Regions from separate parts of the Homo sapiens genome. Here region 2 is linked to region 1. A link is a loop called in an ENCODE intact Hi-C map of the cell type or tissue named here. Cell type or tissue: ovary. All regions are shown on one strand. Each heading gives the region's core, and the rest is flanking DNA. Links, peaks and the distances in the headings are about the cores only. Region 1 has its middle 140 kb from the start of WSCD2. Region 2 holds the start of LOC105369965 (a long non-coding RNA gene).

Region 1 (8,339 bases), core at 205-8,204:
TGTCATATGTAGTTGTATGGGTTGTGCACTGCATAACAGATGCCTGAGAGGGTGAATCATATGGAGACTTTGTTTGCAACAGCAATGAACACGCACATCATCATTTCCCCTTCTTTTTGTGATAACACCCCAGTTTTGTTTTGTTTTGTTTTAGATGCCTTCTCCCTCCATTCTCTAGATTTTATACTACTCATTAAGCCAGGGAGAGTTTTCTGCCTGGGGGAAGAGTCACCTTCTTCCAATTCACATACACAGACCCATCTAGGCTTGCAGCAACCTCGATGACTATTTTCAGGATGGTGAGCCTTCTTCTGGAGTAGGTAGTGACATAATCTGCCTAAGCTGACTTTGAGAGCAAGTGACTCAGAGCTTCTAAAACCAACTGACAGCTACCCAATCACGGTGGAAATTCTGCTTTCAATACACTGCACCTAAACTCCTAAGTCCATATGTAGAATCATTAAGCTGAAGAACGTGCAGCTCCAGCTGTCATGTGCCTTTAAATAAGCCTTAAAATCGACAGCCAAGATTGGACTCAATGCTGATTTTCAGACATAAAGGCTGTGCTAGGGGGGTGAGTATTGAAAAGCCACATTAAAAAATATGCAATCAACACCAGCTGTTGTCCAATTAAATTCAATCGATGAAAGTTGTTTATAGAGATTACACACATACACTTTACCCAACAAATCACTTCCTTCGAAATGTGAAGTTTGGTAAACACAGCAGTGGTTCTCATAGTGAGGTCCATGGACCACTCACACCAGAATGAAGTCCTTAATAAAAATGCAGATTTTTGGTCCCCACCTCAGACCTACGGAGTCCAAATATTTTAGGAGAGAGAGGTTCAAGAATCTGATTTCTAACAAGCACTATGCAAAACGAGGCACTATTTTAAGGCTTCCAGGAATACTGAGATACATTACTCTTAACTCTCAAGCCAGAATAAACTGTTTTAATTGGATTAAGGTTTTGGTCTCCAGGAGAAACCTCTGGAGATGCCCTTAACAGAGTAAATCTCCTCCATTTTGGGCCTTTGAAACTTTATAAGAACGTATTCCTCTAAGACTTTGCTCCTGTCAGTTCGCCCAATTCCCTGACATCTCCAAATGACTGCATCAGGAACTTTAAAATTCACCATGTATCAGGATCTGGAGGGAACATTTAAAAGTGACACCTACTTGGGCCCCAGATTTGCAATCAGTTGATGCATCCATCTGGAAATGTTTGGCCATAAATAATAGAAAACCTAACAGTGGTTGAAGTTGTAAGCACATTTACCTCCATTAAGGAGAGATCTGGCCGGGTGCAGTGGCCCACACCTGTAATCCCAGCACTTTGGGAGGCCACGAGGTCAGAAGTTTGAGACAAGCCTGGCCAACATGGTGAAACCTTGTCTCTAATAAAAATACAAAAATTAGCCAGGCGTGGTGGTGCACACCTGTAATCCTGGCTACTTGGGAGGCTGAGGCAGGATAATTGCTTGAACCCAAGAGGCAGAGGATGCAGTGAGCCGAGATCATGCCACTGCACTCCAGCTTGGGTGACAGAGCAAGACTTCAGCTCAGAAAAAAAAAAAAAAGAGAGAGAGAGAGAGATCTGTAGCAATCCCATTACTAGGGTGTACACTCAAAGGAAAACAGATCATTATACTAAAAAGACACATGAACTCATTCATCACCATGCTATTCACAATAGCAAAGACATGGAATCAACCTAGGTGCCCATCAGTGGTGAAGTGGATAAAGAAAATGTGGTACATATATACCACGGAATACTACATAATCATAAAAAAAGAATGAAATCATGTCCTTTCCAGCAACATGGATGGAGCTGGAGGCCATAATTCTAAGTGAATTAATGCAGGAACACAAAATCAAATACTGCATGTTCTCACTTATAAGTAGGATATAAACATTGAGCACTCACAAACATAAATGTGGGAATAATAGACACTGTAAGCTACTAGAGGTGGGCAGGAGGGAAGGGGTCATAGGTCAAAAAACTACCTATTGGGTACTATGTTCCTGACCTGAGTGCAGTATACCCATGTAACAAGTCTGCACATGTACTCCCTGTAACTAGAATAAAGGTTGAGAAAAAGAAGTGGGGGAGGTTCCAGGATTCACTTGGGACTTAGGGCTGCAAGATGGCTCTATAATTCTTCTGCCACTCCCCAGCCCCCTAAAACACATGGACATGAGCTGACTGCAACAGCACCAAACCTCATGGCCTCACACAACTGCTTTCAAAAGGTAGAAAGTAGGGGTTGAAGAAGCAACAGGGAGTTGGAAGCCATGGTGGTAAGATAGCTCTCTTGAGACCCTCTGTCTTTTGACCATGGAGCATCTAGAAAGCTTCACTCTATGTCTCACTGGCAGAACTGTGTCACATGACTCCCCTGGCTGCAAGAGAGTCTGAAAGAGTGAGGATCTATTGAAGAGAAATGTTTGGCTTACCAAACATGCTTTATCTTCTAGGGCATATCCAAACAAAATCGGGATTCTGCTAACATGCTTTATCTCTTAGGGCATATCCAAACAAAATTGGGATTCTGCTAGTAATAAGAAAGAGGGAATGCTCCAGATGAAATGGAGCAGGCCAAGCTCTCTAGGTGAGTCTAATAACACACCAGAGAAGGCAGAGAAACACAGGATTAAATGCCATTCATTACTCGTGGCCAAGGTCAGATTATCATCTCTTCCATGAAGTCTCTACTAGATCGTTTAAGCTAGAAGTAACCTTTCTCTTTGCCATTCCCCTACCATGGTAGGTCACAATTCTGACTGCATATTAGATTCACTTTTTCAAAAACCACCAATGCTTTGGCCTTACCCAAGACTAGTTGAATCGGAGTCTTTAGGAATGAGGCCTGGAGCATTTGTTCTTGGAAATATCCTCAAGGGATTTGAATGTAAAGCAAGAATTGAGAGCCACTGTCCTAAAATATTCTATCTCATCTCTTTAAAAAAAAATGGTTATACTAGTTGGTAAAATTAGGTTATGCTGCAACAAGAAATGTCTCCTAAACTCAGTGGCTTAATACTCAGATATTTATTTCTTGCTCATGCTACTTGGTAACATGGGTTGGCTGGTATCTGGTGCTTTGCTGATCTCTCAGTGCCTCAGCTGCCAGAATCTTTATTGCCATGTGTGCTTCTACAATCACCTCAGCCACGGGAAAGGAAGGTTGACGTTGAGCACTGGTCATTAAGTTATTTCACTTGGAAGTGACGGATCACTTCTGTCACCATTTCGTTGGCCACAGCAAGTCTTATGGCCACCTCTGACTTCAAGAAGATAGGGAAATGCAACTTTACCAGAAGGCTGGAAGGTAGAAAGCTGGAATTTTTCATGACTAGCAGTAAGGACTATCAAAATAAAGTTCACGGGGCTGCGTGTGGTGGCTCACGCCTGTAATCCCAGTAGTTTTGGAGGCCGAGGTGGGAGGATCACTTGAGCTGAGGAGTTCGAGACCAGCTGGGGCAACATGGTGAAACCTTTTCTCCACAAAAAATACAAAAATTAGCCAGTTGTGGTGGTGTGCACCTGTAATCCCAGCTACTTGGGAAGCTGAGGCAGGAGGATCACCTGAGCCCTGGAGGTTGAGGATGCAGTGAGCTGTGATGGGGCCACTATACTGCAGTCTGAGCTACAGAGAGACCCTGTCTCAATAAATAAAGTTCATGAAGTACACATAGGTATTTTATGGCTCTTTCACAAAAATGTGCTAATATATAATAAATACAAAATCTAAAGAAAAACAAGTAATATGTACTAATTACGAAAATTCAATTGTGCAGAAATGTGGAAAATAAGAAATGTATTTTCTGTTTTCTGCTATTGCCCTCATCATCTGATTCTCCTTTTCTCAATGATTATGACTTCTCCCAGTGGTTGGTGTGTATCCTTTCAGAGATTTTCTATGCATTATACACACACACACACACACACACACACACACACACAGTTTTTTCTTTTCCCCAAATATGGGATTTCCTATGACTGCTCCATATTTTTTTTTAACAATGTCCAGGTGATTCTAATGTGGAACCCTGTGAGATTCATGATGAATATGGATAGGAACCCCAGTTTGTTCCTGCCACAAACTTTCTAGCAAGTAAGCTTCTCCAGGGCAAACACATGTAGTTGAATCTGTAGTAAAATGAAACAGCTCTTGTAGCTGGCTATGCACTGGAACTACTTAATGAGCAGGAGCTACTGGGCACCCTCTCAAAGAGTTGTTTTAAGAACTGAAATTAATAAACATAAAGTAACTGGCAACCAGTAAGAGCATATAGAGACATATGCAACTAACTGGGATAAAACAATCTGAATGTCAAGGCCATTAATGGTATGTGCATCTTGCACAGATAGTGACACATGGTAAGTGCCCAAAATATGTGTATGGAAGAAAGGAAGGAAGGAAAGGAGGAGGGAAAGAAGGAGGGAAGGGAAGTATACGGAAAGAAAAAGAAAGAAAGAATTATTCCAGAGAGCAGTATAAATGTAAATGCTGACTGGTGTGAGTTATAAGATTTTAAGATTTCCTACAATGGGAATGTGTGACAAGACAGAGGGAGGTGGGTCATGAACTGAATGAAGGAGAGGAGAGGGGTGGATGCCAGGAATGACTCCAAGTAACTGGGTAGATGGTGGATGGAACACTTTTGTGGAGCAGGAAGTGTGTGTATGGTAGAGATGTTTATTACCTGGCTCTTCTTAACTTGAGTGACATATTTAGATGGGGGTGGCTTTTATGCAAGGGAAACTACATGGATGAGGGCACAGGAGATGGTGGAGTTTCTAGGATTGCAGAAAAAGTAGCTAGTTTATAGTGGAGGCTGGTTAACATGAGGGAAAATGGGAAAACAACATTAATCTTACATGTAGAAACAAGTAGAGAAGGATTGTACTAATTAGCCATATTAAATGCATATAAAATGTTCACTTCTTCATTCTTATGAGCCTGGTGGCAGGAAATAGAATGTGTGTGTTTTGGCAAGAAATGTGCACTGCAGATCATAATCTCAGAAAGAAAGATAAAACTTTGTTTATTGATTGGGATTCTGTTTACTCTTGTATTGACCAGGCTAATCATTTAAATGTGATGCTTTATCTTGATCTGAACCCATAAGTAAACAAAATATGTTTAAATTCTGTAATTGTATCGCATATCCCATATTCTACATTTTGTAGTGGGGGATCAGGTAAGGACTATGTAACCTGCACTCAAGCAAAATGATTTTACTTAACCAAACTCACTGGCTGAATGACCTTGAATTAGTTATTTGACCTCTCTGTGCTTCTGCATTCTCATCTGAAAGGGGGGATAGTGATAGACCCTACTTTATTGGGTGGCTAAGATAAATAAGTGAGCTAAGTGTAAAGCCGTTAGTGCAGTACCTGGAACAGAGTTAAGTGTTTAATAAACACTGGTGCTTATTGATTCTCAGCAAATTTCACCATTAACAACTGAAGTCTATTGAGAATGACCAATTCATGAATTTGTTCCATGTCTGTACCTGACACAGATATTAGTTACTGTTCACTTCTAATCCACTTCCAAGAAAATCTTGTAACTGGAAATAGTTACTCCTTTACCTAACCTGGAAATGGGAACTTGTTCTTCCAGCACTCTCTCTGATTCCCCTCAAGTCTGATTCATTATCAGGAGGTGCTGCTCAAAGTCTCTTGGTTAGCTTGCCTCATTCATTCATTCATTCATTCAACCACTTACCCTAAGTCATAGCCTGTAATACACACAGAGATGCAAGAAATAGCCCCTGCCTCCCAGAGCTCATTGTCTAGTGGTGGAGGGAAGGAAGAGAAAAACAGTGACACCTCTGAGATCAGGGAAATGGGCAGGAAGCTGAGATCAGGGAAGGAAACTATGCCGTCTAAGGGAAGACGTAAAAAGAAAAGAAATAGCCAAGCAGTAGAATAGGGAGTGGAGAGACTGCCTCAGCTCAAGAATGTCCCAAGCCTGGGAACTGCAAATAGTTCAGTATTGCAGGAAAGATGTGTTAAAAGAAAAACCTTAGCTGAATTAAATTTAACAGAGTATAATTGAGCAAAGGATGATTTGTGAATGGGGCAGCCTCTTGAGCCAGAGGAGGCTCAGAGAGACTCCAGTGCAGCCAGGTAGTGGAAGAGTTACAGACAGAAAAAGGAAAGTGATGTAAAGAAAATTGAAGTGAGGTACAGGAACAGCCAGATTGGTTAGAGCTTGGCGTCTGCCTTATTTGAACACGATTTGAACAGTTGGCCACCTTTGATTGGCCAAAAACTCGGTGATTGACACAAGAGTAGACTACAGTCTGTTTACAACTCCATTTAGGTTATAGTTCACAAAGTATAGGGCAACCTTTAGGACAAACTTAAAATATGTAAGGAGGCAGCTTTAGGCTAAACCTGATCTAACAGGTGTATTTTGGTGAAAACATACAGGGAGAGGTGAAGTAGGAAAGCCAGCAGGGGGCACACACAGACCAAGAAAACCTGTCGAAGAGCCTGGTCCCAAGGGCAAATGGGGAGCCATTGAAGGCTAGCAGGGGAGGAGTGAACAGACTCGTTCTTTGGAAAGATGACACTGGCTGCTGGGGCTCCTAAACTAGGAGACTAGTTTAGGAAGCTGAACTGGTCATTCAACTCTAAAGTAGGGCAGTGGCATGAAGTGAATAGATTGAGATATATTTAAGGAGCATAAGCAACAGGACATGGGGACTGAGTGAGGGAGAGGAGCAGCATGGCTGCTAAGAATGACCCTGGGTAACTAGGCAGACAGTGGATGGAGCATTTTTGTAGGGTGTGGAGTATGTGTGGCAGAAATGTTCGTAACTATTAGCTGGCTCTTCTCCACCAGGCCACACATCTCTTTAAGTCAAATTTAAGAAGTGCTATTGATCTTGCTAGTAATTCTTACAGAAGCTTGAACCAGGGTGATAATTACCTGAAGAAGTAAGTTGGGCAAATTCCCCTGAAGGTATACTCTTGAAAGATAAGAAATAAGTCCACAGCCATTACCTACTCTTAGAGCTACCTTTTGTGATTACTTTTATATCTGGTAACAATTAGGAGCAGATGAGTTATTGGAGTATACATTCAGAAGATGCTCAACTTTCTGCACAATCTTGACACTCAATACAACAAGATGTATTCATCCCCTGCTCTGTATCACTTGCTTCTCTCAATGGGTTGAACCAGGTAAACATGGCTCTTGCCCTCATGAAACTTCCATTCTAACATAGAGTTCTGGTATCTTCTAAATGAAGTACTAAACCCTCCTTTCCTGTAGGGGTGCCTGAACAAGAATAAGAGTGTTATCAGTTAGGCATCACTGTATAACAAAATGTACTCAAAACCTAGTGGCTTAAAATAACAACCATTTCATTTGCTTAAAATGTTGCCATTGACAATTTAAGCTGGGCTCAGCTAGGTGGTTCTTATTATCTTGGCTGGGCATATTCTTGCATCTATGTTCAGCTATGTTGGGTAGGCCACTTTACTGATCCTGACTAGGCTGTCACACGTTTGAGGGCCTCAGCTGGGATAACTGTTCTGAATGGACTCTGGTCCACACGTGTCTCATCCTCCCATAGACTAGCCCAGGCTCTTCATGTGGCAGCTGGGAAGGTATCCCAGAGAGAATGAAAGTATACACAGTCTCTTGAGGTCTAGGCTTGAAACTGACATAATATCACTTCTGCCATGTTCTACTGGCCAAAGCTAGTCACAAGGTCCAGTCCAGATTCAGGCAGTGAGGAAGTAGGCTCCATTCCTTGATGGAAGCACTAGCAGAGTCTCATTGCAAGGGCCATGGGCACAGGGAAAGGAAGAATTGGGGTAATTTTGGCAATATACTCCAAGGACTCATCTGCTCCTAATTATTACCAGATGCAAAAGTAATCACAAAAGAGAGCTCTAAGAGTAGGTGATGGCAATGGACCTATTTCTTATCTTTTAAGCCAAACAGGAGACTTATTAAGACCTGCTCTTTCCCATAAGGGAATTTTCAGTGTCCCTTTTGGCTGCTGGGTCAGTCAACTTTTTCTATTTTAGTTTTCTGACTGTAGCTATCCTCTCCTTTTCAACCCCCAGGACAACAGCCTATGGTTCTCAGCACAGATGTCAAAGAAATGAAATGTCAGCGGAGTTCACTGTGACCCTAGAGGCCATTGCCTCCCCCCTCACTCTCCCATCTCCTCACAGTTGCCTTCAGCAGGGCTGGTCTCCACTATTAATAAACCTTCCCCTTCAGCACTTTCTCTCAAGGGGACAGTATCAGAAAGACTCCCATCTATCTTCCAGCCTGACTCCTGCCAGGCTGGTGAGAAGGT
Region 2 (8,339 bases), core at 113-8,112, 200 kb after region 1:
TCTTTCTCAGGAGGGTGCCAAGGCTGAAGGCTGGGATGCAGGAAAACTGGGTCTGGGTAGAGTCACCCTCCACCTCCCCTTTAGGCCTCAGTTACCCCATATGTCTGTGAGGAAGCTGACCTGGAGGTTATGAACAGTCCTCCCTCCTGCTTTGATGGCTGTGAGCCCACCTCTCAGTCCTGCTCAGAGCTGGCAGTAGGTGCTGGCAACCCCTCCAAGGGCACAAGGTTCTCCGGGACAGGGGAAGAGAATTTGAACCTGTAGAGGTGGGCTGGGGAGCACAGAGACCACCTCTCCACCACCACCCCCCAAACACACACACACTGCCTTGGACAGAAAGATTGGGCTTGGGTGATTTGGGGGTGGGGATGGCAGTTATTTTTCACTCCTGGTGGAAAGTTCCTCTTTGGGGAAGGGTTGCTAATAGGTGCTGTCACCGTTCCTAAATTAGAGTTCAATCCACCGTGGTCAGTGTGGAACCAGCAAATGGCAATTTGCTCGTGTTTGCGGCTGGGAGCAATGGGGGCTGCCAGGGAGCAGCGTGTGCTCTGGGAAGAAACCTGCAGGGCAGGAACCAGCTCAGCCCTGGCCTGGCTGTGTGACTCTGGACCACTCCTCCAGCCTCTCTGAGCCCCCGGGTTCCTCATCTGTAAAACATCAGACTTGAACTAGCTGGTGTCTAAGGGCCCTTTGAACTCTAGGATTCTATGGTATCATAATCATAATCTTGGTAATAGCTAAAAAGTATTGAGCACTTACTTGGGTCCAGGTCTATGCGAGACATTTTATATGGACAGAGGTTATTTCATTCAAGTTTCTCCAAGCCTCAGTTTCCCCTTATGTAAAGGAAGGCTGTTTCGCTAGGTGTTGGATCTCCAGGCTTTCTTGTAGCTCTGTCACTTGCTGTAAGGAAGAAGCTGAGTGACCTGAGAGTGGCCTTTGAGCTCTGAAGAGGGACAGGGTGAACTCCTTCAGTGGTCCTAAGCCCCTTCCCCCATAAACTCTGTATCAGTTTCCATTGCTGATGAAAATTAAGGGTCAGCAAATACTTTCTGTAAAAGGCTAGAAGGTAAATATTTTAGGCTTTGAGGGCCACATTTCCCTGAGCCCCAGCCAGAAAGAAATTCTAAATCCTCCCACAAGCCTTGCCAAGCACCTGGACCTTGGACCTTTCTAAGCTCCAGCAATCAACAAGCATTTTTCAGCTCAGCCTCTGAGAAGTGGTCACATCCCACTGGGACAGGAATGTCCTCAATGTATTATTTAGGAAATGGGCTCCGGTCACACTGCAGTTCAAGAACAGTCCTGAGCAGAAACTCTAGGCCCTTGTGGGATGGACCCCCACTGACCTTTTTCCACCTCCCAGTCTCTGCATGGTGTCTCCTGCTGCCTGGGACATTCTTGCCCCAGATCCTCCCATGACTGTCTCCTTGTCATTTTGCAGATCTCAGCTCAAATGCCTTCTGAGAGGGGCCTTTGGGAACCACCCTACCACACACAGCTTCCTCCTATTCTCCATGCTAGGACTTTCCAATTATTTCAGTGACCCCACAGTGAGAAATGTATTTGACATTGTGATGCGCACACACAACCGAGGCAAAGGTTCACAAGATAACATTTCTCCTTACTGTATGTGAGTCAATGATAGCTTACTCTACGCCATTCCCTTTCATCCTATCCTAGTCCATCCTATCTCCTCCTTCCTGCCTTCCTCCCTGTTCTCTGCCATTCCCTGTAGGTCTGCCTCTTGGGTAAACACTCTGCCCAGAACCAGCAGAACCGTCCATTATCTCCCCCAGCCTATTAAGGAACTCTATGCAAATGTGCACTAATTGACCCAAGACACAGCAGCTCCTGGAGGAGAAGGATGACTCCAGATGGCTTAATGATAGGGATTTAGAAGTCCCTTCAGAAGTCCCTCTTGGGGAAGAAAGTGATCTGCACTTGGAGAAGGGCTGCCAGCTGCCTCATGGGGTGGCCAGTGGACTGGGTGACCTGCACCTTGGGTCCCTTTCATCAAACCACTGTACAAGGGAGACTGTCAGCTCACCCCTTCATCTCTCTCCAATCCCCTGACCCTTCCTGCAACATGGCCCCTTCCCCAGAGCCCACAGTTTGGATATTTCGTTGACATGTACCTCAGTGGGTCTCTGCCTTTTCAAATAAATTATTGTCCCCCCTTTTTAAATAGACTTTTAAAAAGCCATTTTAGATTCATAGCAAAATTGAGCGGCAAGTACAGAAAGTTCCCATATAACCCCAGACCCTCCTCCAACAGCCTCCCCCTCCATCAACATCCCGCACCAGAGTGGTCCCTTTGTTACAGTTGATGAACCTACACTGACACATCATTATCACTCAAGTCTGCAGTGTCCATTAGGGCTCACTCTTGGTGTTGTACCTTCTGTAGGTTTGGACAAATGTATAATGACATGTGTCCACCATTATAGTATCATACGGAGCAGTTTCACTGTCCTAAAAATCCTATACTCTACCTACTCACCCTCCCTCTAGCCCTCAGCAACCACTGATCTTTTTACTGTCTCCATAGTTTTGGCTTTTCCAGAATATCATATCATTGGAATCGTACAGTGTGTAGCTTTTTCAGATTGGCTTCTTTCACTTGATAATATGCATTTAAGTTTCCTCCATGTCATTTAGCCCTGAATAATACTCCACTGTCTGGATGTACATACTCCTTTGGGTAAATTCCCATGAGCATGATTGCTGGATCGTATGGTAAGAGTATGTTTTGTTTTATGAGTTGCCCTTTGAAGACTAACTGTAGCTTATTGAGCCCTTTTGGTATACCTAGCACCATGGTAAGAAGAGACAAATGAAAAGTTTTCTCATTCAGTGCTGTCTATAACCCTGGAAGGCTTGGTCCTACGAGATCAAGGACTCAAGTCTTTCTCGGGTCCTTTGTCTCTTCTTTGTCTCGGTTCAGTGTCTCTTCTCTGCTCAGCTACTTTCTTCTTCTTCTCTTTGCAGACTTAACTTTTGCTCTTTCTTTGGGCACCTGGTGACAGCTCCTGAGGCTACAGGTCCATAGTCTAAGTGATCAGCAAAGATGTGAATGTCTCAAATCCCAACTCCATATTTCTGGGGCCAAGAATGGATTGACCAGTTTTAGATCTGAGCCTACCTATTATCCACCGGCAGTGCCAGTGGGAAGGGTAATATGCTGCAAACACAGCCCCTAGGGTCTGCCTCTGTAAGCAAGGGGTGGGTGTCACATACTAGACAGATTCCTCAAAATGTGTCCTCCACACCTACCTTAGGTAGTCACCAATCATTGCACCAACTCATTGAACCTTTATCTTTTTCTGAAGTCTGGGCAAAGGGTATTGTCATGAGAAGAGGTAAATGTTTTGTTTAGTTGGCCAAAGTTGTGGCAGAGAATGACTACCTACTAAGAAACTGTCATGACAGGTTTAGCATACGGTTAAGAGTGCAGGCCCCAGAGCCAGGCTTCCTGGGCTCGAAGCCTGTTCCACCACTTGCTAGCTGTGTGATGCTGCACAGATGACTTAACTTCTCTGATTTCCTAATCTGTAAAATGGGGCTAACAAGTGGAACCTTTCTTATAGGGTTGTTGTAAGGATTACAAGTTACTCTCTAGACAGTGTCTGTCACATAGTTGGTGCTCAATAAATACTAGCTCACATTATTATTAGGGTGCTATGTATTTTAAAAACAGTAGCTCATTTAACCCTCCTACCTTTCCAATGAGGCAGGGTGGATTGGCTCTATTTTGCAGGTGAGAAAACTGAGTCACAGAGAGGCCCCTTGCTGAAGATCACACAGCCACCACCGCCCTGAGGCAGGTTCAGATGCAGGAGTGTGTGACTCTGGCCCTGACCCCTTTCCACGTTTCCTCTCCGTGGCCATTCCTGTCCATAGTGGCCCACCCTGACCCTGCAACAAGCGAAGATGGCTGTAAAGATTGCCCATGGAGCAAGAGGCACTAGAGTCATTACCCAGATAAACAAAATTTTAATATTTATTTATAACGGACACCATATGCTCCCTCTGATTTTTTTATTTAATTACATCATGGCAGATGGCTGGGTGTTAAAGGCCATTAAGCTAATGGCACTTTGCCTTCTCATTTATTTTCTTGAGTTTTGGGGAAGATAAATGAAAATGGACATGGTTGGCAGGCTGTGAGCGTAGGGTAGTGCTGAGTGAGTTTCCTTCCTGGGAACAGAGGGAAGTGTGGGGACCCAGGGGATTCTTTCTGGAGGTGGGGTGAGCAAGTGTAGGGGGCAACATACGGGTGTGCCTAGGAACCTGGTGAAGCTTTCCTGGTGTGTACATGCTTCCTGGTCAAAAAAGTGGGATTGTTGTGTCAAAGATTCTGCAGAATTGTTGCATCAAAGATCTGCAGAACCACAATATATCCATCATGAGCACGATGGAATCATTAAACTACAGCACACCAATGAATGGAAGGGTGTGTCCCAGAGAGGGTCCACCCACTGTACGGGGTGCAAAAGCCTTCCCTAGGGTTAGCTGGGTTACTAAAATTCTGGATTCCTAAGACAATGAGGGAAAGGATTTGGCATTTATAATGGCATTTCTTCTCAAGCTGTTTCATTAAGTCTTTCACTTGCCAAATGGCTGGTCCACCACCAAGAAGGGTGAGAAAGAACTTTGATTAAAGGAATTGGGGGTTATCTACCTGAGAAGTGTTCGAGGCATGGCCATCCATATCTTCAGGCTCAGAAAGGTTCCTTTCATCAAGGCTTGGATTCAACTGAGGGATTAGTGGTTAAGACAGGGAATAGCTGCCTTGCTGGTCTGCATAGTGTCCGCCATGGCATCATGACACTGAGGCTCAGTTTTGCACTTGAATTCATGCTCCACTTTTTGTGTGTCTGGGCAAGTTACTTAATCTCTGTGAACTTTAGCTTTCTCATCTGTAAAGTGGGTATAATATGCCGATGTCTCATCATTGTTGAAAGGTCCTATATTGCTTTCCGGGGATCTGTATAAAGATTTACATACAGGATGTTTATCATAGCGTTACTTATTTATAAAAGAGGGAAGACTGGAAATATTTTACATGTCTATGATAAGGAAAAGGTTGAAAAACCATTGATATGATATGAATCAACCATATTGATTCCTATTCTAAGGAATCAACTATTCCAAGAAATGAATACCACTGATAAGTAGTTCATTTAGGAAATAAAGAGTATACTTACTCCTGTCCTTCCCTGAGCGGGGAAGTGAGACAGGGAAGGGAAGAAATCAATAAAGGGTGTATTATTGAGTCATCTGTTACAGAGGGTGGTTGAGGCTAAGTCCCACTGGAGAAATACACACTGCAGAGTTATTCCAGCTGAGGAGCAAGGGAGCTGGGGCATTTATACACCAACTCCCATCAGTCATATTTGCAGCTGCTTCCAAATGTTAATATTCTAGCATGTCTTGCCTGCCAACCACACAAGCACAAAAAGCATTCAAGGTGCTGGAGAAACCCCTCAGACAACCAGATGAACATTCAGAATTTAACTCTGTGGGTGGGGCACATATGGCATCTGTTACAGATCTACCAAACTGACCAAAAAGGAAAGGACTGACAACATTAAGTGTTGGTGTGGATTTGGAGCAGCAGGAATGCTCAAACTGTACTGGGGAAGTTGTGACTACAGCAACCTTGGAAAAAAACTGGCATCTTTTAGGATAATCATAAGATGCTCATACAAAAACAAAAACAAACAGACAAAAACTAGCGCTTTCACTCCTAGGTATACATGCACTCTACATTAATTATTATATACATGCATCAGGAGGGAGGTATAGGAATGTCTGCAGCAACTGGCAAGAGGAATCCATTCTATCCAAGCCACATGAGCTGAGAATTAATGAGGGAGAAATTCCGTGAAGGAAAATAGAGTCCTTGTATCAGAATGAAGGGGCACTGAACAGGCAAAACCACATGTATTCTCCAGAAATTATTATAAGATGTAGCATTTGCACCTAATACATATAGATATGATATATTTGTATATATTGACTTATTTAGTTCTCACGCTAACCCTAAGAGATAAATTATATTACATCATCACTCTATAGATGGGGAAACTGATGTTCAAAGAAGTTAATGACCACCTCAAAGAATGATAGTGGGGATTAAAAGGCACAATGGGAATAAGATGACTGGCATATAGTATGCGCTCAACAAACACCAGTGACTTCTGATATTTTTATTATTAGAACAAGACTGAAATTTTACCTGGGCTCCCCAGTTTCTTGGAAACTTCCCAGATGGGTCTCCTACCCAGAACTCTTAAGAAATCAAACCTTCATGAACCTGATTTCTCAATAGCTATTTCTCGGTGAAGCTTGGGTGGTCTGGGGGTCAGTTGGTCGCTGGGCCTGCCCAGTCCCTCCGAACTGCCTCTGCCCCCCAAGTCAGGTGCTGGGGATTACAGAGAGGGAGTCAGCCCCCTACCCAGCCTCACAGGCTTCCATTCTGGCCTACCCTAGCCAATAGAACCTGGAAGGGGGAGGCATAATTTTACTCCCAGGGGAGGTAAGGAACCACAGGGCAGGCTATGCCTCTGTTTTTCTTTCCCCTGCAGGCAGCTCTTCCCCACCCATCTTCAAGTTGGCAGCTCAACACCAGAGCCTCATTCTGGTGCTAAAAATAGTCTGTGTTTAGACACTTTGAGGCTCCTGCTGGAAACATGAACTGCAGTAACCAAATGCTGCCACTCCCACAAAGGGGGCCTCTCAGCCTCCTCCCTGTGGAAACTCATGCCAGCCCTGGGGGGGAGGCAGAGTAGAGGTCGTCCACCACATTTAACAGATGGGGAAACTGAGGCTTAGAGAGGTGTCACATAAAATAAAGGGGGATGAAGTCGTGATAGCCAGCCCTGTGGATTGTCTCATCGAATCCTCCCCACACCTCTGGGAGGGGCATTCTATGGTTGACTTAACTTTATAGAGAGAAGATGGCAGCTCAGAGAGATGAAGTCCCCTGTCTGGACCTCACACCTGTAAGTGAATGACAGGAGGGGATATTAATACAATTATAATCCTCAACATGCTATGAACAAATAGAGACAGAGAGAAGTGGGTTGCTGAAGGCCAACAGCCCCTGTCTCACCCAGGGTTGTAGACACATTATCTGTGGATTGTGAAGAAACATCACACCTGCCTTGCAGCTATCCCAGAGGGAGGAATATGGGAGAACGTATTTGTAAAACCTTCAAACACAGTATCCAGCATATAGTAGGTATTCAACAAATGCAGTTAGTTTCATTTCCCCATTACCTTTGAGGCAGAATTTCTCTCTGGAGAGAGATAGCAGAAAGGGACAATGACAGACTAGAGAGAGACTTGGAGAGACAGAGATGGAGAGAGAGGCAGGAGAGAGAGAATGACAGATGGATGTGGGAGGCAGGGGAGTCTGGGATACCTTTGAGGATATGGGGCTTTGGCTCAGCCGAATCCTGGAACCCTTGAACCCCAGAACCACCCAGTGCTGAGTAACACAAATGCTACCTCCACAGAGCCCTGGATTTACAGTTCTCCAAGGCTGTCACCTGAGTGTTTTGGCCAGTGTGTGAAGCCATGGTTGTAGGTGTAAGCCCTGGGGGGATGAACCTGACTCTTTTTACTCATTTTTCTCTACCAGTGTTTCTTGGGACCCTCCTATGTATCAAATAGCCTTATCCCCTCCATGGGGCTCAGCTTCCAGGGGGCTCTTCCTCTGGGCGAGCCCCTGCCTCCTCCTAGCACCGGCAGGATGCTGTGGGATGGCTCAGGTCAGCACCTTCCCTCCCCAGGAGAAAAGGGAGCTCTGAAAGTGGGGGGTGGACACAGCCCCTCTCCACACGGTCCACATCCCTCCGGCAGATCTCCTTCATTTTCCACATCACCCATGCCTCAGTCTCATTCTGTTCCCTGCCAGCCCCTAATGAGCTCATTATCCTCTTAAAGCCCCTTTCGCACCCACTTAGAGAAGAGATGTGTTGGAATATGAAAGAACGAAGAGGGAACAATGAAAAAGGACTAGACCCAGAAATATCCTGAGAGAGGCAGAAAGCCACAGGGAACACTACAGCTGAAAACTTTGCTGTCTCCACGACAGCAAATGTGCTGAGGTGGCAAATGGCTTTCAAGTGTCTCACATGTGCCCTTGAGGGGCGGAGGTGGGGCTTATCTTGAGCATCTCCTATGCATCAGGTATTCCTCCTACAATGTTTAATTCAGTCCTTCCAGCAACATACTTTTTAGGGGAGAAGTCAAGATCCTTTAGGCCACTTTACAGGTGAGGAACCTGAGTCTTGCTGAGAAGGGATGTCTTGCCCCAGTCACTCACC

What was found. A loop is a pair of places that touch in the nucleus more often than their neighbours do. Peaks named below come from ENCODE experiments on the same cell type or tissue, not always from the same donor. Only the 100,000 strongest peaks of a DNase experiment are listed, where the experiment ranks them.
Region 2: a loop joins it to region 1, with 6 times the contacts of the local background. A loop is called at or near these places in 44 of 110 quality-filtered maps.

Annotation. Positions count from the first base shown.
Region 1 is chr12:107,984,026-107,992,364 of GRCh38, forward strand. No RefSeq gene overlaps it. Among named protein-coding and RNA genes, the nearest start is that of WSCD2, 140 kb to the right of the region's middle. In ovary, for the core only: no CTCF peak of the experiment used is centred there; no DNase peak of the experiment used is centred there.
Region 2 is chr12:108,184,012-108,192,350 of GRCh38, forward strand. All of the region lies in intron 1 of WSCD2 (WSC domain containing 2), which reads left to right. LOC105369965 (a long non-coding RNA gene) reads right to left here and starts at 3,808. Exons shown (of 3, transcript XR_001749312.2): 1 at 3,722-3,808; 2 at 760-903; 3 at 558-647. It overlaps LOC124903077 (a long non-coding RNA gene), which reads right to left. Exons shown (of 3, transcript XR_007063583.1): 3 at 6,951-7,008. In ovary, for the core only: no CTCF peak of the experiment used is centred there; no DNase peak of the experiment used is centred there.